Regions from separate parts of the Homo sapiens genome. Here all the other regions are linked to region 1. A link is a loop called in an ENCODE intact Hi-C map of the cell type or tissue named here. Cell type or tissue: Calu3. All regions are shown on one strand.

The links. Peaks named below come from ENCODE experiments on the same cell type or tissue, not always from the same donor. Only the 100,000 strongest peaks of a DNase experiment are listed, where the experiment ranks them.
Region 2: a loop joins it to region 1, with 17 times the contacts of the local background. A loop is called at or near these places in 78 of 110 quality-filtered maps.
Region 3: it touches region 1 in a loop (2.5-fold over the local background); 4 of 110 quality-filtered maps call a loop at or near these places.

What each region holds. Positions count from the first base shown.
Region 1 is chr4:77,354,141-77,362,140 of GRCh38, reverse strand. No RefSeq gene overlaps it. Among named protein-coding and RNA genes, the nearest start is that of CCNG2, 200 kb to the right of the region's middle. In Calu3, no CTCF peak of the experiment used is centred here; a DNase peak (open chromatin) is centred at 3,600.
Region 2 is chr4:77,235,957-77,243,956 of GRCh38, reverse strand. No RefSeq gene overlaps it. Among named protein-coding and RNA genes, the nearest start is that of CCNG2, 83 kb to the right of the region's middle. In Calu3, a CTCF peak has its summit at 3,285 (motif pointing left); a DNase peak (open chromatin) is centred at 3,266.
Region 3 is chr4:77,297,464-77,305,463 of GRCh38, reverse strand. No RefSeq gene overlaps it. Among named protein-coding and RNA genes, the nearest start is that of CCNG2, 140 kb to the right of the region's middle. In Calu3, no CTCF peak of the experiment used is centred here; a DNase peak (open chromatin) is centred at 4,263.

The sequences.
Region 1 (8,000 bases):
CCTAACAACTACATCCAGAGTGATAGGCAAGTACCATTTTAAGGAACCTAGGGACAGGGGTAAATAGTTCCCTACCCTCCCAGAGTTTGCATTCAAATGCAGCAATTAACAGGTAGGGATAAGCACTATGAAGGAAACAAAGCAAGATACAGAGTGAGCTTGTGATGGGGCAGGAAACAGTTTTATTTTCAATAATGTTGCCAAGGAAGAGGACACATCTTTGATTCACCCTCGGCTGCCATTAACAGACGCTGCATGATCACACTGCAATTTTACTTCCACTTCCTTGCTTGGCATCTCAGAGCTTGTGCACACACATCTGATATTGTAGTGTCCACGTGTGGGTTAAGCTTTAAATGCAAAGAGTCTTTCACTATTTCAGTATAGAGTATCAGTGATATAGAATACATCATACTGTAGCATGAGAATGCAGGTGCTTTGAGACGAATGTATTAGAGCTATTCGACAATCAAAAAGCAAACTCTCTCATATCTTGGAACAAAAGCTTAGCATCTTAGGCTATTAATTACAGTTGCTTCCTTCCAACATGTAACAGGGTCTTATGTTGATATTTCTTGTTCAAACACGCTGTGGTCAAGGGACTGCCAATTGAAAGCCAGAAAGTTTTGGTATATGGGGGTCTAGTTTTTCTGTCATTCTGTCAAGAGCAGCATACCTTTGGGAAGTAGTAGTTCATTGCATTCAGAGTACTTTCTCCTACATTCTCTTGCTCTCAGCTAGTACCTTAGATATGCCCAAGTCAAAGAAACAATCTCCCTTAGAAGTAACATGACAGTTAAGTGGAAGTAGGACCTGAATATCTATTGTAAGTCCAAATATGCACCATATTCATGTTTTTTGTTTTTTGTTTTTAAGATGGAGTCTCGCTCTGTCACCCAGGCTGGAGTGCAGTGGCACGATCTCGACTCACTGCAAGCTCCGCCTCCTGGGTTCACGCCATTCTCCTGCCTCAGCCTCCTGAGTAGCTGGGACTACAGGCGCTCGCCACCACGCCTGGCTAATTTTTTGTATTTTTAGTAGAGATGGGATTTCACTGTGTTAGCCAGGATGGTCTTGATCTCCTGACCTCGTGATCCACGCACCTCGGCCTCCCCAAGTGCTGGGATGATAGGCGTGAGCCACTGCACCCGTCCCATATTCATGGTTTTAGACTGAAGTGACTAGTATATTAGATTTGTTACTTTCACTCGCTTTAGTTGGTTTACAATAGCAGTATATGTTTTCATAAAACAGAATTCTAAGAATCTTCCTGGCTCCAAAACCAGTCACTTGTACTGTTATTTGGGTAAGTCCTCATGCAAGGTATATAACTGTATACGACAGGATTATAAGAGCCAACAGTCCAAGTTTTTGACTTCAAAGAAATGTGAGTGAGCTTGATTAAACATTAGAGCACAAGATTAACTGAAGGATTAGAGCAGAGCAGGTGCAACGAAGCTTGACTCCTATAGAAGCAGCTAAGCCGGTAGGCTGCACTGTCACAGTGCTTACCCCAAGGGCAAACCTCCAATTACACCAGTATTTCCGCAGAGACATTTGGGCTACAGCCAACAGGCTAGGTACTTGTTTTGACAAATGAACAGAGGACCCTACCATTCTGTATCATACATTAACACCAACTGGAAAGCCTCCACCATGGGAAAGGTAACAAACCTATAGTCTCAGACTCTGCCTTGCTCTGTATGCACTGATAGGAAATATCTAAGATAAATTGAAAACATTCACTGTTTTAAAGGGGTAAGGTATGTAAGTATTAATACGGATTCTGCTTGGAGAAAAATTAAGTATAAGCAGAGTCTCTGGACAGTAACAAGAGAGTTTCCTTTAGAGAAGGGGTTTGGGTTGCTAGGGGAAAGAATGAGGAAGGAGACTACTTTCTTTCAGTGAATAATTCACCATGATGCATGTAGTGTAACATTCAAAGGGACACTGTAAGGGATGCAGTAACAATTAACAGTTCCAGGCAAGCTGGTGAAGAAAAAGTTTGAGGTCTTATATTCCCAATACTCAATAAACCTCACAAATGAAATACCTAGAAGGTAAGGAGTAAAAGCCGCCATGCATATTTTATGAACAAGATAGAAGCCATTAAGCATATAAACTTAAGCTCAATTGAGTGATCAAGTAAGTACACTCCCTCATGTTTCAACTTTAAGGATGGCAAAGATTGAATGATGCTACCTAGTACCTGCTAGGATAAATAGTCACCAATTGCGGTAGAAAGTGGATGGCATGTAGGGTGTGAAGCAAGGCATGAAAGTAGGGGCATTTAGGCCGGGCAGCACATGCAGCTGCCATCCAAGGGAGACTCACAGCCTTCTTTGGGCAAGGTGGGGTAAAGAGACACTTGAAGATGTAAGTGCCTGAGCTGGTGAACAGCAGTGCAAGCAGCATGGTGACAGCGATAGAGAGGAGGATTCTAGCAAAGCCCAGGGGCCTGGCAGGCGTTAGGCAAAGGATGCCTCAGGAAGGACAGGATGGCTGTGGGTGGTCAAGTGGAATAAGGCCACAGTTATCTTTCCTGGCCTGTGGATTTTCCAGTACAGAATTCCCCCCAGAGACTATAAAGGAGACATCAGAATTGGACTACTATCCAAGGATCCAAAAGTCTGAGAGCCAGACTATTTTAGAGGAAATTGAAAGGATACCTTGAAAAAAAAAAAGCCACAACCAGCACGAGTCCACATCCAGCTCTGTCCTTCATTCAGGTAGACTCTTGTCTCTCACAGTTGGCTCTAGGACTCAGAGAAGACATTATCCAATAGTCCCAAGGTTCACAGGCAGAGAGCACCAGGGAATGGTTAGGGGATAGGACTTGAAGTGTTTCTTCCTACTGCTCCCCTGGGACCACACCAACCTGGCCTGATGCTATAGGGTCTAGCTGCCTCTAACACAAGGAGCAAAAAGCCCTCCTGCTGGCATGAGCTCTACAGCAGCTAAAGACCAAGTAGAATATTACAGTCAAATGGGATCCAGAGTAACACAAGAACCTCAGCTTCTAGAACTGTTGCATCGGTGTCCAAAGGCAGACCTTTCATTTCCCTAGCTCACATCTGCCATGGAGGGAGGGAAGAAGGTACTTGGGTTGTGGGTCAGGTCTGCTCTAGGACACTGTTATGAGCTTTAAGCTTGGGATTGTACCTCCCAATCCAGACTCCAACAGGAGGTAGAAAAGTTTTCCTCTGGGTCATCAGCATTTTTACACATCAAACACAGACCTACATTCTACACCAAAGCCAAATACTTCTGAGTAATTCCATACCCAAAATAAATAAGACTTTCCTGGATGTACCCTGCACAGACCCCAACCATGGTTGACTGGCACTTTCTTCATGGCAGGCATCTCAAACCTCATCTTCTGTCAGCGGGCAATCTTGGCTCTTCCCTGAAAGAGGTAGACAGTGGACAATCTCCTCTTTTCAGGGTCCTTCCTACTGAGGACTGAGTACCCCCTCCCCACCCCCCCCCCCACCATCTGTGACAGCTGCCCTAGTTCTGGCTGGGGTCCCTATTCTGATTCTGGCTGCTGCCACAGCTGATCTAGCCCCTGCCACCACCTCTAGAACACTGTGGAGAGATTAGTTTCTTCCACTAGGTGGCAGAAGAATCCAGTTGTCCACCCTGCCAATTTAAAGACAATAGTCACATTTAGGAGCCAGAAAACCTCTAAGCTATTCAAACTTGTGCACTTATAGTTTGTTTTGATTTAGAACATTTACCCATTTCCCTGAAAACTGGAAGGTTTAGTGAAAGCATTGAGATTTTACCATCTGATGCCCAGCGAGCCTACAAGGCAGAGTTCCCCTACATTAGGCAGGAAATTATTGTCAAGACCAGAAGACTAAGTTAGGAGCAGAGTGCAACTGACAAGGGGCAACACAAGTCTAATTCAACCCAAGAATCTTAATGTTAGTTTCACCTGATTATTTTAGTTTTTAAAAAACCTGTGATGAGGGGGATTAACACGCGACTTCCATAATACTTCTACCTGACGGAACTGCCTACAGGCTATTACGCAGCTCTGTGCTGATGGTGGGGAATCACCAAGTCTCAGGAAGATGGTCTCCAAGGTGGTTCTAAGAGAGGCCATCTCAGGTAGTAGATACTCAAGGTCATGGCATGCCTGTCCCTAATTCTTTATTCTGGAATGAGAAAAATCATATTTCTGGCTTTTTAACAAAGCTATTTATAGGCCGAACAATTGACCCCAAAGATTAGCAACATGAGAGAACATTTAAATCTCACTGTTTGTAAAAATAAGGGCTTCAGGTAAAGCTTAGCTAAATGCTCTTGCTTGAAAGTCCCTCCTGGCATTGTCAACCTGTGAGCTGGAAACATGCTCTCATTTTAAGCCTCAACTAGTGAGAACGGATCTACTCCAAAGTGGATCACACCCCAGAATGCCTACTTCTAAGCTCACTCATAGTTGGTGTTGAACATTAGCTGCTAACAGCCTGTTGGACAGGTGACTTCTGTTCCTAGCCATGACAAATGGGCTACTCTAAGGGTCACTTTGCCTTATGGCTCAATTACTCTAAGGCCACACCTGTGAGACCTCAGAGAATAGGGACTATGCTATTATAGAAGGTCATGAAAGTATTCATTCCCAGGAAGGTCAGGGTGCAATGGAGGTCCTGCTTGAGACAGGAATCTCACATGAATCAGGATATGGGCCAGGAGTGATCACCATGCTCACATGCAGCTTCCCAGAAATACAGTCCATTACAATGACATTATAAACTGGATGGATTTCACTGTCTGCAAGGCAGCCACTACTAGGCATCATGGGCTTCACATAAAAAATCCCTACCCTTAGATCACGCTGGTATCTACACAGCCCACATTGCCCATCTGGCCTCCATGCTTATATAAGTGCCTGTTTCAACAGTAGGTACCCTTCTAGGCTTTTCCTCCTATCTGCCCAAGGCTCAGGGTCTGAGTTAAAGACCTTCATATGAGGCAAGCAAAGGGTTAAAGTGCTGCCCTGTCTTGGGTAGAGCACTCTGGATTCTCTCCCCTCTGTGCCTGTGAGAAGGCTGGGACAGGACAGTTCCTTCCTGGACATGTACCCCCCACACCTGAGGAACCTCAGACAAGGGGCCTAGAATATCTGTGCTGCAGCCACTGGACCCATTCTGCCTGGGTTGTGCTTCCCTGCAAGGGTTTTCTGAGAGGCAAAATACAGAGGATAAAGATAGAGGGTAGCTTTTTAAGTTTTAAACCCTGGACCTATCTATTATCAAAGCAAAGAAAGTCTGCCTAGTGGTCCAAACCATCTGGGGCATGGATATAGCATGCCAAGCTAATTTGGTCAATTTTGCAAGCTATAGACATGACATGTGAGAGGCATACAGACCACCCCCGCTAGACGTACCATAAAGCGGTTCAGAACACTTAGACCCTATAAACAGTAACTTCTTACATTAATCCTAGGTAGGTTAAAAGAATGGAAGTGATCGTGTAGTGGTCTCAGAATAGAACACAGTCTTGTCACTTCATGGCTTCTGTCTTGTCAAGCATCTAGTGCTGAAAGAGCTCAGATTCATCTGGGGCTCAGTAGGAAAGGTAGGGCCTGAGCAAGAAAGCCACACTGAGCATATCCACACATGAACTCAGGCAAGAGACTAAAGAGGGTAGACAGCTCCACCAGATCACTGGATTGAGGGCATGGGAATGTACCACCAGATCCCCTTCAACAAGGGCTTGTTACCGCAACTGCTTGGAGCACAGCCAGCAGCCTCCAGCCATCACCTCTACAGAGTTTGCCTCAGTTCCAAGGGCATGCCCCTTCCCCTAGCAGCCCTCATCCACTTGCTGACTACAGACATATGCAGGCCAGCAATCTCAGGCCACCATGATACAACCATGATAGGCCACCATGGAACAACCATGATGGGTCACATGCATGCCGACACTGGCCAAGGCACTTCTGGGCCCCACACTACAGTTAGCCCTATCCTGCTTTCCCATCTCTTAGACACAATTTGATCTCTAAATACCATACTTCATGCCAAATTCCACTTCAACCTGTTTCTAAACAGCCCAACCTGCAACACAGGCAAAATGGCTTTGAAGAGTATGAGTCTTCTCTCCTATGCCTGGGATGCCTAAACATGTAGTCTTCTTCAACTCTGGAACATTCAAGTGGCATGTTCTGCCCTATGCTGGCACCCCTGACACGTCATGGTTATGAATTCCTCTTGTTTCTGTAGTTACACCCTAACTCTCCCGCCTATTATAGCACTAGATTCCAGTGATCTTACCTCTAGATGGTTTCTTGCCTAGTGTATGGCTCTTTTCCAAGAACATTTCCTGCCTGGTTCATTTATCCAACCTAATACATACACATCTGAGAAACCAGAGTTTGTTTTACCTCCTTGAATTATAAAGTACCATTCACTATGGGCTCAATGGCCTATATAGAGTCCAAGAACTGGCTTTGTACATGCAGTGATGCCAAGGAGGATCCACACTGAGCCACTCAACTAGTAGTGGGAAGTGGAGGATGAGATATTCATCTCTACACCAGTGGAGTCCTCAAAGAAGAGTGCTAGAAAGTGATGCTGCATAATCCATGAGACCTTAAAAAACAATGTTAAATTTACGTAAGCAGAATATGTACCTGTAAGATAAAAAAAAAAAACACACTTTGCCAAGTCAGAACTCACTTTTAAACCTAGACCAAAACTTGAGCTTAATTACCTTATGTAGTTGTTTGCCTGTAAGTTCAACATATGGTAACAGGGACCATAACCCCAAGGAAGTCTTAGACAAAACTCTGAGAACTGCCTTGACTAGTATAATACACTGTTTAAATGCTCCAGACAGCATTTTCCAGTTGATGTAATGTCCCGTGTAATGAACCCAAGTGCCATAGACTTCCTTTGCTATCTGAAGTTACCATCTGCTCATTCATTATCTTCGGCAAGATTTTTTAGATCTGACACTACACAAATAGAAAATACACCGAGATGACCCTTTGGGTGTTTACCAGCAGATTCAGCTGCACACAAGTGCAGGGAAGAAAATCAGTGAGCTGCCGTGTGCTCTGCTGTGTCCCCACATCTCATATTCATTGTTTACTATGCTGTATAACCAATATTCTTCACATTAAGAGAAACACTAAGTGAGCCTGAGAGGCCTAGGAAGGCTCACTTGCATAGAACTTGTGTGCAGTAAAACACATGCATGGTGAAAACAGACTCTAGGACATGAACTTATTCTTTCACACAAAGTATTTTCTACACCCAGGAGATAAGTGTGGACACATTGGTTCTGGGAATGTACCATGCTGCTCCAGCATGGGTCCTTCTGAAAGACATGCCACCCTCCACTACTGTGGCCCTCAGCCACTTGGGTGTTTGCCGTTGACACAGGAAGCAGCTGACTCTGGCACTTTGTTCTGCTCCAGCACTTCAGCATCTGTTCCCCACTGAGGTCCTCTAAGCACCTTCTACTTGGAGTCATTTGCTTTGAGACCATTCTTTGAGCTTAACCCATTATCTCCCCAAACCTGCCTCCATCTACAGCTGTATGTTCCACACAGCTGTTTTAAGCAAAAAAGATTCCTATCAATTGTATGTGACACGGGAGCCAGAGTGAAGGCCCAAAGGGAGAACTTGCTATTACCATTTTTCTGCTTAGGTTTAATGAAGCATGGACAGCTGTGTCCAACTGTGATTGGACAAGGGCATGACCTAATGCCCACAGACTGAGTGGGGAAACCCAGCAAGGCCGGTCTGTTTTATTTCCCTTGGTCTCTACAGCATTCCTTCTTTCTGGGTAGGGAGCAGGACCCCTCTGGAGTGAGCATTTGATGACCTGTTTATCAAGGCAAGTCAGAATTTCTTTACGGTCAGCTGTTACACAGAAAGGGACGGGGAGAGTAATGTTCCTAGCTTTAGGGCTGGCTTGGGGAGGAGGGCTTCCAGTTTCTAAGAGCTGCCTTAAAGAGCAAGAAGGGCGGAGAACAGCAGCAG
Region 2 (8,000 bases), 120 kb after region 1:
ATGGGGATGATTTCCCCCATACTGGTTTCATGGTAGTGAATAAGTCTCATGAGAACTGATGGTTCTGATGGTTTGATCAGGGGAAACCCCTTTCGCTTGGTTCTCGTTTTCTTTGCCAGCCACCATGTGAGACATCCCGTTGCTCTTCCTTTAGTCTTCCACCATGATTGTTGGAAGGCCTCCCCAAGCCATGGGGAACCGTGAGTCAATTAAACCTCTTTCCTTTATAAATTACCCAGTCTCGGGTATGACCATTGGCAGTGTGAAAACGGACTAGTAAACCTATCTCTGCTTTACACCAAATCACAAATCAAAGCTGACATAGGCCCAGGAGCCCATACTTTATCTGGAAGAAATATCCAGATTATGACAGTAAGGCCAAAGACAGGAGACAGATGATCAAAGTGGTAAAGGCACCAACAGTTCCATCTTATACTTTGCCAACATCTGTAGTTCCATGTCTACACCAAAGGGTCCCTGATACTAAAATATGGGACAGAACTATCCACAAGGGCTGACAGCAGCAATAGCTCAGGCAGAAGTAAAGGAAACCACAGAAAGTCTTTGGCTGTGTCTTTTCCTTCATTCTTCTATCTAGACTCTTTCCAAGGAAAAACCATCATACCCTCTAAGGGCAAAGCATCAAGTCGTACTGAGCCATTAGACACTGACGGCCAAGGGTAATTCAAGGGCACTTCTCATCCTGTACAGTGACTTTGTGTGTCAGCTGCATTTGACATTGACCATGCATAATAGCATGTAGCATTGTACCATCGCTCTGGAAGCATTTCCCTGTACCAGATCACCTCAATAAGCCAGACAGGACACCACTTAGCTGGCTACACACTGGCTATTGGAACGGACAAGTGCTGCATTGCTGTTCTACCTGATGACACTGCATACATGCATGGGTTTACCATGCTGTTTTTCACATCCTGATAACATTGCATTGGGATTCACGGGGCTATGTAAGAGTAAGCAGAGGATAGGTTTGGTGCCTTTAAAGCTGCTGCTGGGATTAGAGATCCATGCAAATTACCTGCAACTTCATGTTCAGGCTATGTGTCAAAGATAGCTGGCTATAGTTGGTGCCACAATGCCCTTGTTGATATCCTTTACAGCTTAAGTTGATGGCCTGGACAGCCACTGATGGTTCAAGAGAGCATATATAGCAAAAGAGTTGCAGATATACTTGTAACAGCTAGTAACTTGAAGTATTTTGAGTCTGCCCTGATTCTTATTTCCAGGGGTAATTGACCAAACTGATTTTGGAATGCTTGGAAGTCACTTGAAGCAACTGGACCCAAATGGTTTCCTTATGCCAAAGCCACACATCACCCAGATGCATTCAAGATCACGGAGACTCCTTTTGTTATACCTTGTGTCTGCCATATTCTACCACGCTGCCAAATTCTACTATGAGGAATTACCAGAAATGCAAACCAATACCTGGTAGGATACCAGAGAAAGCTTAGAGATGCTTACAGGAGAGAATTAACTGGTCTATCTACCTTCATGGACAAGCACTCTGCACGCATGTGGAGTCACACACCGAATGCTCCAGGCAACCTCTCAGGGGGAGAGAGAGGTGGTTCAATCAACCAAGACACACTAAAAATTCAGGGTATTTCTGAAGATTTAACTCCTAGGAATTTCCACATCACTGTCTTCCCTGCTGGGCCTGGGAAGAAGCAAACAGGCAACACCACAAGGCTATCTTGAAAGAATTTTGGTTTTGGGATAAAGCCCAAAGGCGAGCCTGCAAACCTTAAGCCGTCACATTCAGAAGATACAGAAGTAGCAAAGGTATTACTTGGAGACAAGGAGAGCCCTGTTGCCTATTCACCTATTCTTTTCTTCCTGTAACAAAGATAATGAACCCTATCTTGGGGCCATGTCCATATCTCCTCAAATTCCTTTTGCCATTTCTCTGTAATCCTCAACGTTGGATACCTGTGTCTTTAAGAGGCAGCATCTGCAGTTGTTCGAGCACCTCCCTTGAGTTACTGGACCTATTTTACATGCACACCAACAGCCAGAAGTGCCCAAGATTACCACCTCTTACCCCCCACTAGACCAGGACCACCAGTAATAAATGCTGTCATATTCTCACATATGAAAGCCCAGCTCAAGCAATGGTGTAACCTCCAGCGCTCCTCTGTGAGAGGCAAGGGGATTTTGTCTGTGATCACAGCCTTGCTTGACTTACCTATCCCCTTCTTACTCATCCTGCCTCCCCAACTCCTTCACTGATTTCTTAGAAATACGTTGGTATTTCTAAGATCTCTGGTCCTGAGGAGTTCGTTACAGTTACCATATAGTTGGCTTCATAATTCTTGACAACTAATGACACTTCCAGGGTTGAAAGTCGCCTTGATTTCAGTGTTTGGAAGAAACAGACTGAGGATTTTTTCCTTCAGGCTCCTGGCACCTTCCAGTGGCTGTCTATGTTCTACCAAACATCTCCTGAAGTCCCTCTCATTATCATGAACCAGAAGCTTCCATGGTGATAATCCTACCTATCTAAAGTCACCACCTGCACATCTAACAGTTGGCTAAACTTTTCTATCCAAGAGTCACTATGGAAATTGAAAATGCACTTAGAGGACCCTGTGGGTGCACGCCAGCAAGTTCAGCTGCATGAGGGACAGCTGAGATACAGATGAGCTGCATGCATCAGTTCAACCAGGCACACATCTCATGTTCACTAATTTGCCGTGCCTTGTCACTTATCCTCACGTTAAGAGGTTAGCATGATGCTTAACAGACCCAAGAAAACTATGTTACAAGGAAAACTATGCTGTAAACCATACTGATGGTGAAAGCATGGACACTAAAGCCTTATATTCATTCCTTCACTTGAATTTATGCATGAGAAACAGCGTTATCTTGGTTCTGGAAGAGGTACCTTGAAAGACATGCCGTCCTCCACTACTGTGGCAATCCACTCTAAGGTGTACACCATTCGCATATCGAGGAATTCACTGGCTTTTCTCTAGCACTTTGTCCTGCTTTACCCCTTTTTCTGTTTGCCATGGACGTCTGCTCATTCTGCTTTGTGTCATCTGCTTGGAGACCCATTTTCCATTTACATTAACCCATTCTTCAAAGCTCCCAGTTATCCCGAACTGTACACCCCAAGTGTCCCTCATAAGACCATTATAGTCAGTCACTGTTGGTTCTTGCTCTCTAAAAGCCCCTTAAGTTGCCCAGCCCAGGCTCCATCTGAAGGAGGTTGCTCAGGGAACACAGTTCTGTGATCGAGTACTGCCCTCTCCTGGCCAAAGCCCTGAACTCAGTCCCAGCGGGTCTGCCCCTCCAGTTCACCTGTGAGACTTGTCTGATTCTCCCCCAACCCACACCACGGCCCACCTGTACTGCCTGACACGAGGGAAGTACAGGACCTCTCACATCTAAGGCAAGGGAAACTGGAGAATCAGTTAACAGCGATGTCCTATGGACTCAGACCTCATACTACATTCCCTCAGAGGAAGCTCAAGTGTCACAGTCTACTTTCTCACTGTCCAAGAGTTGGTTCGTTTGAAATGTAGACATAAAATATAGGTCACAGAATGCACCGTTCTTGAACCTAATACCTGAGGCGGCTCACTGGATGCTTTCCTGTGGACACCCTACAGCCCACTGTAGCTGATGTGATTCTGAATGACGGAGGTTGTCTGATGCTATCTGCCTATGACTTAGATTTCTTTCCTCCAATGACACAGCAGTTCCCCACTCTGGACACAGATCAGCAATTGACCGAGGGGCTAGGGAGGCAGGCATACTATGTCCTCCAAGTGCACACCTCTTGTGAGCACTTAACCTTGGAATGCTAACCTATTAGGAACTTAACGAGATCAGCCTTCATGCTAAACTCGATACAGAGTCCTGAAAGGATATCAGACCTTTGATGTAACTTGTTGCTATAGATTTCTATCCCATCCTGTCACCACACTTTATCCAACAGGACTTCAGTTAAGGGTTTGCCACTTCAGATTTTCTGCCATCACCCCTCCACTGAAAAATGACAGCTGTCACTCAGTCTCATTACCTGATCCTCAGCATGAGGTCTGCCAACAGGCCTTGGCATTACCAATCACATCCCGCAATACCCAAGGGGCAGCTTATTTCCTTTAACTTTGCTGCTAAGACTCAGTTTTACTTCAAGAATTTCTTCATTATCAAGTAATCTCACAATATTTATTCAAAGGGCTCAGACACCAACAGCAGGTATCTTCCTGAGCCACAAACCTGGGCTCTGTAGGCATTTACAAGCCTGTGGCATCACTGAAACTGTGTTGGTATCAGGAAAGAGATCCCATTATTTCCCAAATGCTAGATGAAGACCATGTTTAAAGCATCTTGGCTGTACTCTGTGGCTGTGGCAGCCATGAAGATATGCCTCAGGCCATATACAGGAAAGTAACAAATCCAAGTGTTCCACCAAGAATTAAATTTGGTGGCAAAAGCAGCAGCTCAAGATTAGAATATGTATTGATGCCTGGGCAGTGACCAGTGCTTAAGCTACCTGGTCAGAGGCCTGGATAAAAAGACTGGAAAAATTAGAAGTCCAAGATGGGATGTATGGATGCTTAAGACTTGTAGATTTTTACATCACCTGTTAAGACACACTACAAGCCAGACGTTTTGTCTGTTTGGTGAACAGGCAAAATAGCTCTGCCACTGGGTATCGGCCAGGCTTTTTCAGCAGCTAATGGGTAAATGCATATTGTAGCCACGGTAGCAGACATGGAAGATAACATGTGTGCCCAACATGGACTGCCATTTCCTAGAGAAATTCTGGTTACCATTTCTTCTGAAAGACCCACTTGTCAGACATTGAATCTCAATGTATCAGTATAAGGAGACCAACTCACTACATGGTAGCAAGTTGACTACATTAAGCCCCTTCCCGTTCTGGGAAAGCCAGAAGTTCATGTTCACAGGAATAGATATCTCATGTTGATATGGGTTTGTCTCTCCTGCTTATGAAGTCTCAGCTACCTCCCACTCCGGGGACTCCTGTGCTTCATCCACAGGTATGGAGCCCCATACAGCAAAGTGTGTTACCACTGGATTGAGGTCACAAAAGATAGACAGGCCCCAGATCACAAGGTCTACCGGCCATATCACAAAACCATTTAGAGGCAGGGAGTCTCAGAATGGTGACACAGCCTTCAGGAAACAGAAGCATGGACTCCAAGTAAACATGCTGACATTTTGGGACACCATCCTTTATGAGGCAGTGTGTTAGAGGCATCTGTGTAATACTGTATCCCCTATAGGAAGACTACATGGATGCAGAAACTAAGAAGGTTAGTCATACTTTCCATCATTCCCTGTGAGCCACTGGGTTCACTGAGTTATCCTTGTGGGGTAACAGGAGGTGGTTTGTACATTAACATGTATGAATGAAACCTGGGTCATCTACTTGGGCATCTCCTGGTACTCCCTTGACCCACTGTAACTAATTCAACAACCTACCTTGAAAAGCTAGAGCTTACTAGTGGTTCAGGCCCCTTAGTATGAAGATTTTTATCCTACCAGCTAAGAACTAGCCCTCAGCCAAGGTTATAGCTGAGGGCTAAGAAAATTCAGAGTGGATAGTTGTTGTGGCAGATTAGTGTTCATTGCAACCTGGGATCAATCTAGACACAGGAGCTGCATTTCATCCCATGCATCCTTGAGTTCCCCTGAAGAGTCCTAAGGGACACAAAGTCACTCTTCTGTGGACCTGTGTAGAGAAGTAGAGCTGTATAGCACGGGAGCCAACTATGCTTATTAGAATGTCATTCTTCCCATGTGCTGCTTCATCCGATACTTGAGTGCAGCTAGGATGCTCAAGCAGCCCTGTTTAGGGCACTTGGGACTTCTGATGGGCAATTTGGGCTCTGGTATTTATCCTTGCCAAAACAATGTCACACACCTCAGTCTCAGCCCACTTCCTACCTAACATCTTTCCTTCAGAGTCAGGCCTGCATCATAGTCCTCTTCCCAGACTCTTCCAGCTCCCTCAGTTTCCCTCACAGAACTTTCCCCACCCCAAAGTTCTTGAGCATCTAACCCCACACCTTGGCATCTGCATCACAACACAAGCCAGCAGTATAGAAGTTTTGGGTTAAAACTACAACTTAAGTACTGGAGTAAGTTCAGATGTGGAAGTCAGCTTGTAGATCCCTATGGACACACCCAAGGCTACTCCATTCAGAATAGAGATGACCACCCATGCCAGGAGTCTACACCAATCCTGAATTGCCACAATGTGGCTTTTGGCCGTTTGCTTTATAAATTCCATGCTGACGTGTTATCTGAGGCATATGGATCCTCCCTTCCAGAAGTTACCCCCCACCCTTCCCAATTGTTTTACTATGTACCAAGTTATCTCACAATTGCTCAGATGCAGTTACCTTGTTCTGTTCTAGTCTTCTCACATTCTGTGTGCCATTTATTCTATTGACCCAGACGAACTCATGATTTTCCTGGGCATAGTTAGTTGTCTGTTCATGGCCCCCAAAGTCATCCTTAAGAGGTGGCTCTGAAAGCATCCAAAATTTGAGCGGCTGGAGGAACCCAGACTGAGCAATGAGGTTAGAACTCCGATCTGTCCCTTTGGTTTGGAAGCCCACGGGAACCAGGGTTCCCTGGAATCAGGTAATTCCAACTGGTGATGCCAACATGAGGGCTGCTGTTACTAATCACGACACCACTCAGTTAATCCCCAGTTTGGTTTGTGTTTATATTCAAAAGACTTAGTTCTTTGCTTTAACACTAGTCATTGCTATGGAAGTCACACAGGTGGTGATAAGCTTCTGAATTTGTATTCTCCAGGACATATTTGAGAGCAGTACTTTGTCTTTATAGATGTAGCATATATGCTTATGAGGTGGCTGCCAAGATAACGATCGAGACAGGTGTTCCTACCAGGAGGTAGTGCAAGGAGAGCAGTGTTCAGCAACAGGAAGGAGTGCCTATACCAATCCATCACCCTTGCCTTCATGACCACCCAGCTGAGCCCTCAGGCCACTTCCCTTGGACAGTGGTGAATCCAGCCATGGGGTTTCCTCCTGACAATTCTCGTTCTGCTCTGAGTCAAAACATTGAAGCCCTGTTGCCCCAAAAGGTACAAGAATTCCAGGACAAAGATGAGGTTGACTCGACTTCAACCAAATCATTTATCTGATTAGGACAGCCTGTGACTTCCTACTCACCACATAAGGCATGAAAATAAACCTTATTACTGCTTTTGAGGTTCATATTAGGTCTAGATGTTCAGTGTGTTTTCTGCCATGTGCTTTTACATAAACCTTTCAGGAATGAAAGGTTTGTTCTCCCAGCTACTGGATGCCCACAGGCAGGCAGGCAGATGTCAGCAGTCCGCCCCTCTTGGGCTTGGCTCACCAGAAGTCACACCTCTTCCTGGGTGGCTGGCATCCAATGTTCCACCTGAGATTAAAACTCCAGACCCCTCATCCCAATGCAGGCAGGATAGCTCTAAAAGGACCTTGGCTTCAAAACCCCCTGACAGGGTTGGCTTGAAGCTTCTTTGAAGAAGGCATCACAGCTCCACTTCTTCCTTTCCTTCGCTTTCACAGGTGTGGAGCCCAAGACCACTCCCTGGTGAGCTTCCTGAGGCTCACCTCCATCTGATGATCTGCTTCCTGGAAATCCCATCCATCCTCTGACAGTTAGAAACATGTGATTCACTTGTTCAGTGAACATGCTAGTCAAGCTGCTGTTCTAACATGAAATGGGGGCCAAGCACAGGAGTGTCTTCAGTAGGAACTGTACCTCCAGAACTTCAATTTCTACAGAAGATTCACCGACTGTTCCCCCAAAAAACAGTCCTGAAATCATGCCTAGGAGTTAAAGTGACTAAGAATGCAGCACAGGACCCCTGCACAGATAGGCCAGGTAGCCAAAGGTTGCCAATCATTGCATTACTGATGCTAAGGATTTTATTACTTGAAGAAAACCAGGAATAGGCTATTTGCAAAGATTCT
Region 3 (8,000 bases), 57 kb after region 1:
ATGTATGAGGCCACAAGGCAGCAATGAAAAAGCTTTTAATTTCAACTAGGCACACTCAGGTACATTCAGATGTGAAAGCAAGCTTGTGTATCACTGTACACACTCCCAAGACTGCTTTATTCAAAAGAAATAGATGCTCAGAGCCAGCCACATCTCATAAAACATGGAGGAACTCAGTGATCAGTTAATAGCCATGTCCTATGGACTCAGATACTACACCCTAGAGTCACTATGTGTCTCCTTCAGAGGAAGGAAAGCCCAAATACCCTGATCAACTTTTTTTGACCTATCTGGTCAAATAAGCCAGTGAAGAGACCTACAAAAGTGCCTTCTAGCCTTTAGGTGCAGGACTTGCTTTCATGTGCATTTCTAGAGTGATTTTTTACCAGTTGGGATCAGTTGAGTTCCTGAATGTCGGTAATAGGAAGGAAGAGCTTCTAATAGGAGACTGCTATAAGTAAAGAGCAGTGCTTTACTGAGCTGAATGGGTAGATGCATTTTACCTCCCCGTGCTTTATAAAGACTGGCAAGTGCTAGCCAACTTTTCACCAGGCCAAGGCTCTGTAACCCTTTCTTCCTGAGCCTGACCCACATGTAACAGTTGATCCATTTGAGAGTCAAGTATAGAATATAGTTTTGCCAGAGAAGTAACATCAATACTCCATTCCACAGTCTGTAGCACCAGAAATGGTTCATGGAAGCTCCCCCTTGAATGTCAAGACAATTCTGTAGTTAAGTGGAATCAGGCCCTTCATCACTCAGAATCACTGGCTGCCTGTGCTCTAGGATGTTGTATTAACAGATTTCCAACTCTGGATGCAGATTAAGAACTAACCTCCAAGAGGCTATAAAGGCAGGAATGTTGCATGACCTCCATGCCCAGAGCTGTTTCTATATACCTCTTGTAGAGTTGTTCTTAGCTTTGGAATACATTTTTGTTAGATAATTGGTAAGATCAACTTTCATACAACTTAAAAAACTACAAAAATCTAAGGCCTAAAAACCACAGATTTCAATCTCATCCTGAAGACAATGAGGACATTTCATTACAATTTGTCAAACACTTTTAAATCACAATCTACCTACTGGACAAAAAGATCCTTGCCACCACCTCCTCTCCCCCAAACTATCATCATCATCCATTTCTCACTCCCTGGCCTTTTGTAAAGTGACATTTGCCAGAAGCCTTAAGTATTACTGACTGGGGCCCAGAATACCCCATAGCCAGTTTTCAGCTTGCCCTAGTAAGTGATTTGCATATATCAGTTGCTGCCGTAAGTGATCAAATCTCTTTAACAAAGTCATTATCAAATCAAACTTTTTTCAAAAATATGCTCTTTGCTAAATAACAGACCTTCCTCACTGCTTTACCAGAAGGGCACAGGCACAAAAGACGGGTATATCCTCAGCCACAAGTGTAGATATTTCAGGAGTTTAAAGCCTCTGTCAGCATCACTAATGCAGTTTTGAGATTAGGAAAGAGACCAACTTATGTCCCAAGTGTTGGCTTAAGACATGATTTTCAATTGCAAAGCAGCTTGGCTATATATTATGTTTGTGGCATCCTTGATAAGCCTCTCTGGCCCACTATGTAGGGCAAGTAATTGACATCTCTAGCTGTTTTAATAATCTATTTTTCTGGAATAAGGAGTGGCCTAAGATGAGAATATATGCTCATCTCTGGCAGAACCCAATGGCCTGCCCATCGGGTCAGTGGCCTAGAAAGTCAGTCTGAGTTCCGTTCCAAGATGGCCAAATGGGAAGAGCTCCAGTCTGCAGCTCCCAGCATCGTCAATGCAGACGACGGGTGATTTTGGCATTTCCAACTAAGGTACTTAGCTCATCTCATTGCAACTAGTTGGACAGTGGGTGTAGCCCATGGAGGATGAGCCAAAGCAGGGTGGGGCGTGGCCTCACCTGGGAAGTGCAAGGGGTCAGAGGATTTCCTTTTCCTAGCCAAGGGAAGCCATGACAGACTGTACCTGGAAAAATGGGACACTTCCACCCAGATAGTGCACTTTTCCAACAGTCTTAGCAACTGGCAGACCAGGAGATTCTCTCCCATGCCTGGCTCAGCAGGTCCCACACCCACAGAGCCTTGCTCACTGCTAGTGCAGCAGTCAGATCGACCTGCAAGGCTGCAGCCTGGTGTGGGGAGGGGCATCCACTATTGCTGAGGCTTGAGTAGGTAAACAAAGCTGCTAGGAAGCTCAAACTGGGCAGAGCCCACCGCAGCTTAGCAATGCCTACTGCCACTATAGATTCCACCTCTGTGGGCAGTGCATAGCTGAACAAAAGGCAGGAGAAACTTTGAGACTTAAACCTCCCTGTCTGACAGCACCAAAGAGAGCAGTGGTGGTCCCCGCAAGGCGTTTGAGCTCTGAGAACCGACAGACTGCCTCCTCAAGTGGGCCCCTGACCGTGTGTAGCCTAACTGGGAGACACTGCCCAGTAGGGGCAGACAGACACCTCATACAGGTGGGTGCCTCTCTGGGATGAAGCTTCCAGAGGACGGATCAGAGGCTGCAGTACTTGCTGTTGTGCACTACTTGCTGTTGTGCAGCCTCCACTGTTAATACTCAGGCAAACAGTGTCTGGAGTGGACCTCCAGCAAACTCCAACAGACATGCAGCTGAGGAACCTGACTGTTAGAAGAAAAACAAACAGAAAGGAATACCATCAACATCAACAAAAAGGACATCCACACTAAAACCCCATCTGTAGGTCACCAACATCAAAGACCAAAGGTAGATAAAACTACAAAGATGGGAAGAAACCAGAGCAGAAAAGCTGAAAATTCTAAAAACCAGAGCACCTCTTCTCCAAAGGATCGCAGCTCCTCGCCAGCAACAGAGCAAAGCTGGGCAGAGAATGACTTTGACAAGTTGACAGAAATAGGCTTCAGAAGGTCGGAAATAAAGTTCTCTGAGCTAAAGGAGCATGTTCAAACCCATCACAAGGAAGCTAAAAACCTTGAAAAAAGGTTAGAAGAATGGCTAACTAGAATAAACAATGTATAGAAGAGCTTAAATGACCTGATGGAGCTGAAAACCATGGCACGAGAACTTCGTGATGCATGCACAAGCTTCAATAGCTGATTCAATCAAGTGGAAGAAAGGATATCAGTGATTGAAGATCAGATTAATTAAATAAAGTGAGAAGACAAGGCTAGAGAAAAAAGAGTAAAAAGAAACAAAGCCTCCAAGAAATATGGGACTAAATGAAAAGACCAAATCTACATTTGATTGGTGTACCTGAAAGTGATGGGGAGAATGGAACCAAATTGGAAAACACTCTTCAGGATATTACCCAGGAGAACTTCCCCAACCTAGCAAGGCAGGCCAACATTCAACTTCAGGAAATACAAAGAACACCATAAAAATACTCCTTGAGAAGAGCAACTCCAGGAGACACATAATTGTCAGATTCACCAAGGTTGAAATGAAGGAAAAAAATGTTAAGGGCAGCCAGAGAGAAAGGTCGGGGTACCCACAAAGGGAAGCCCATCAGACTAACAGCAGATCTATTGGCAGAAACCTTACAAGCCAGAAAAGAGTGGGGACCAGTATTCAACATTCTTAAAGAATTTTCAACCCAGAATTTCATATCCAGCCAAACTAAGCTTCATAAGTGAAGGAGAAATAAAATTATTTACAGACAAGCAAATGCCGAGAGATTTTGTCACCACCAGGCCTGCCTTACAGGAGCTCCTGAAGGAAGCACTAAACATGGAAGGGAACAACCAGTACCAGCCGCTGCAAAAACATGCCAAATTGTAAAGATCATCAATGCTAGGAAGAAACTGCATCAACTTATGAGCAAAATAATCAGCTGACAGAGTTGGTTCCAAGATGACCGAATAGCAACAGCTCCAATCTACGGCTCCCAGTGTGAGTGACACAGAGGATGGGTGATTTCTGCATTTCCAACTGAGGTACTGGCTTCATCTCATTGGGGCTTATCAGAGAGTGGGTGCAGTCCACAGAGTGTGAGCCAAAGCAGGGTGGGTCATCACCTCACCCGGGAAGTGCAAGGGGTTGGGCAATTCCCTTTCCTAGACAAGGGAAGCTGTGACAGATTGTACCTGGAAAATCAGGACACTCCCACCCTACTACTGCGCTTTTCCAATGGTCTTAGCAAATGGCATGCCAGAAGATTATATCCCATGCCTGGCTTGGAGGGCCCCACACCCACGGAGCCTTGCTCACCACTAGCACAGCAGTCTGAGATCAAATTGCAAGGCAGCAGTGAGGCTGGGGGAGGGGCGTCTGCCATTGCTGAGGCTTGAGTAGGTAAACAAAGTGGCCAGGAAGCTTGAACTGGGTGGAGCCCACCACAGCTCAAGAAGGCTTGCCTGCCTCTGTAGAGGCCACCTCTGGAGGCAGGGCATAGCTGAACAAAAGGCAGCAGAAACTTCTGCAGATGTAAACTTCCTTGTCTGACAGCTTTGAAGAGAGTAGTGGTTCTCCCAGCATGGAGTTTGAGATCTGAGAACGGACAGACTGCCTTCTCAAGTGGGTCCCTGACCCCCGAGTAACCTAACTGGCAGACATCTCCCAGTAGGGGCCGACTGACACCTCACACATTTGGGTGCCCCTCTGAGACAAAGCTTCCAGAGGAAGGATCAGGCAGCAACATTTGCCATTCTGCAATAGTTGCTGTTCTGCAGCCTCTGCAGGTGATACCCAGGCAAACAGGGTCTGGAGTGGACCTCCAGCAAACTCCAACAGACCTTCAGCTGAGGATCCTGACTGTTAGAAAGAAAACTAACAAACAGAAAGGACATCCACACCAAAACCCTATCTGTATGTCACCATCATCAAAGAACAAAGATAGATAAAACTACAAAGATGAGGAGAAACCAGAGGAAAAAAGCTGAAAATTCTAAAAATCGGAGCACCTTTTCTCCTCCAAAGGAAGGCAGCTCCTTGCCAGCAACTGAAAAAAGCTGGATGGAGAATGACTTTGAAAAGATGAGAGAAGAAGGCTTCAGACAATCGGTAATAACAAAACTTCTCCAAGCTGAAGGAGGATGTTTGAACCCATCACAAAGAAGCTAAAAACATTGAAAAAAGATTTTAGATGAATGGTTAACTAGAACAAACAGCATAGAGAAGACTTTAAATGACCTGCTGGAGCTAAAAATCATGGCAAGAGAACTACATGACAAACGCATGAGCTTCAGTAGCCAATTCAATCAACTAGAAGAAAGGGTATCAGTGATTGAAGATCAAATGAGGGAAATGAAGTGAGAAGAGAAGTTTAGACAAAAAAAGAGTAAAAAGAAATGAACAAAGCCTCCAAGAAATACGGGACTATGTGAAAAGACCAAATCTATGCCTGATTGGTGTATCTGAAATTGACAGGGAGAATGGAACCAAGTTGGAAAACACTCCTCAGGATATTACCCAGGAGAACTTCCCCAACCTAGAAAGGCAGGTCAACATTCAAAGTTCAGGAAATACAGAGAACTCCACAAAGATACTCCTTGAGAAGAGCAACACCAAGACACATAATTGTCAGATTCACCAAAGTTGAAATGAAGGAAAAATATTAAGGGCAGCCAGAGAGAATGGTCGGATTACCCACAAAGGGAAGCCCAGACTAACAGCAGATCTCTTGGCAGAAACTCTACAAGTCAGAAGAGAGTGGGGGGCAATATTCAAAATTCTTAAAAGAATTTTCAACCCAGAATTTCACATCCAGCCAAACTAAGCTTCATAAGTGAAGGAGAAATAAAATCCTTTACAGACAAGCAAATGCTGAGACATTTTGTCACCACTAGGCCTGCTTTACAAGAGCTCCTGAAGGAAGCACTAAACATGGAAAGGAACAACGGGTACCAGCCACTGCAAAAGCATCCAAATTGCAAAGACAGTCGATGCTAGGAAGAAACTGCATCAACTAATGAGCAAAATAACCAGCAAACATCATAATGACAGGATCAAATTCACACATAACAATATTAACCTTAAATCTAAGTGGGCTAAATGCCCCAATTAAAAGTCACAGACTGGCAAGTCCGATAAGGAGTCAAGACCCATCAATGTGCTGTATTTAGGAGACCCATCTCATGTGCAGAGACACACATAGACTGAAAATAAAGGGATGGAGGAGGAGCTACCAAGCAAATGGAAAGCAAAAAAAAAGCAGGGGTTGAAATCCTAGTCTCTGATAAAACAGACTTTAAACCAACAAAGAGCAAAAGAGACAAAGAAGGCCATTACATAATGGTAAAGGGATCAATTCTACAAGGAGAGCTAACTATTCTAAATATATATGCACCAAATACAGGAACACCCAGATTCATAAAGCAAGCCCTGAGAGACCTACAAAGACACTTAGACTCCTACACAATAATAATGGGAGATTTTAACACCCCACTGTCAACATTAGACAGATCAACAACACAGAAAGTTAAAAGGATATCCAGGAATTCAACTCAGCTCTGCACCAAGCAGACCTAATAGACATCTACAGAACTCTCCACCCCAAGTCAACAGAATATACATTCTTCTCAGCATCACATTGCACTTATTCCAAAATTGACCACATAGTTGGAAGTAAAGCTCTCCTCAGCAAATGTAAAAGAACAGAAATAACAAACTGTCTCTCAGACCACAGGGCAGTCAAATTAGAACTCAGGATTAAGAAACTCACTCAAAAGCACTCAACTACATGGAAACTGAACAACCTGCTCCTGAATGACTACTGGGTACATAACAAAAGGAAGACAGAAATAAAGATGTTCTTTGAAACCTGTGAGAGCAAAGACACAACATACCAGAATCTCTGTGACACATTTAAAGCAGTGTGTAGAGGGAAATTTATAACACTAAATGCCCACAAGGGAAAGCAGTAAAGATCTAAAATTCACACCCTAACATCACAATTAAAAGAACTAGAGAAGCAAGATCAAACACATTCAAAAGCTAGCAGAAGGCAAGAAATAACTAAGGTCAGAGCAGAACTGAAGGAGATAGAGACACAAAAAACCCTTCCCAAAAAAAAAAAAAAAAAAAAAAAAAATCAATGAATCCAGTAGCTGGTTTTTTGAAAAGATCCACAAAATTGATAGACTTCTAGCAAGACTAATAAGGAAAAAAAGAGAGAAGAATCAAATAGACACAAGAAAAAATGATAAAGCGGATTCTCACTACCAATCCCACAGAAATACAAACTACCATCAACGAATACTATAAGCACCTCTACACAAATGAACTAGAAAATCTAGAAATGGATAAATTCCTAGACACATACACCCTTCCCAAGACTAAACCAGGAAGAAGTTGAATCCCTGAATAGAACAATTACAGGCTCTGAAATTGAGGCAATAATAGCCTACCAACCAACCAAATTCCAGGACCAGATGGATTCACAGCCGAATTCTACCACAGGTACAAAGAGGAGCTGGTACCATTCCTTCTGAAACTATTCCAATCAATAGAAAAAGAGGGAATCCTCCCTAACTCATTTTATGAGGCCAGCATCATCCTGATATCAAAGCCTGGCAGAGACACAACAAAAAAAAATTTTAGACCAATATCCCTGATGAACATTGACGCAAAAATCTTCAATAAAATACTGGCAAACTGAATCCAGCAGCACATCAAAAAGCTTATCCTCCATGATCAACTTGGCTTCATCCCTGGGATGCAAGGCTTGTTCAACATACGCAAATCAATGAATGTAATCCATCATATAAACAGAACCAAAGATAAAAACCACGTGATTATCTCAATAGATGCAGAAAAGACCTCTGACAACATTTAACAGCGCTTCATGCTAAAAACTCAATAAAGTAGGTATTGATGGGATGTATCTCAAAATAATAAGAGCTATTCATGACAAACCTACAGCCAATATCGCACTGAATGGGCAAAAACTGGAAGCATTCCCTTTGAAAACTGGCACAAGACAGGGATGCCCTCTCTCCCTACTCCTATTCAACACAGTGTTGGAAGTTCTGGCCAGGGTAATCAGGCAAGAGAAAGAAATAA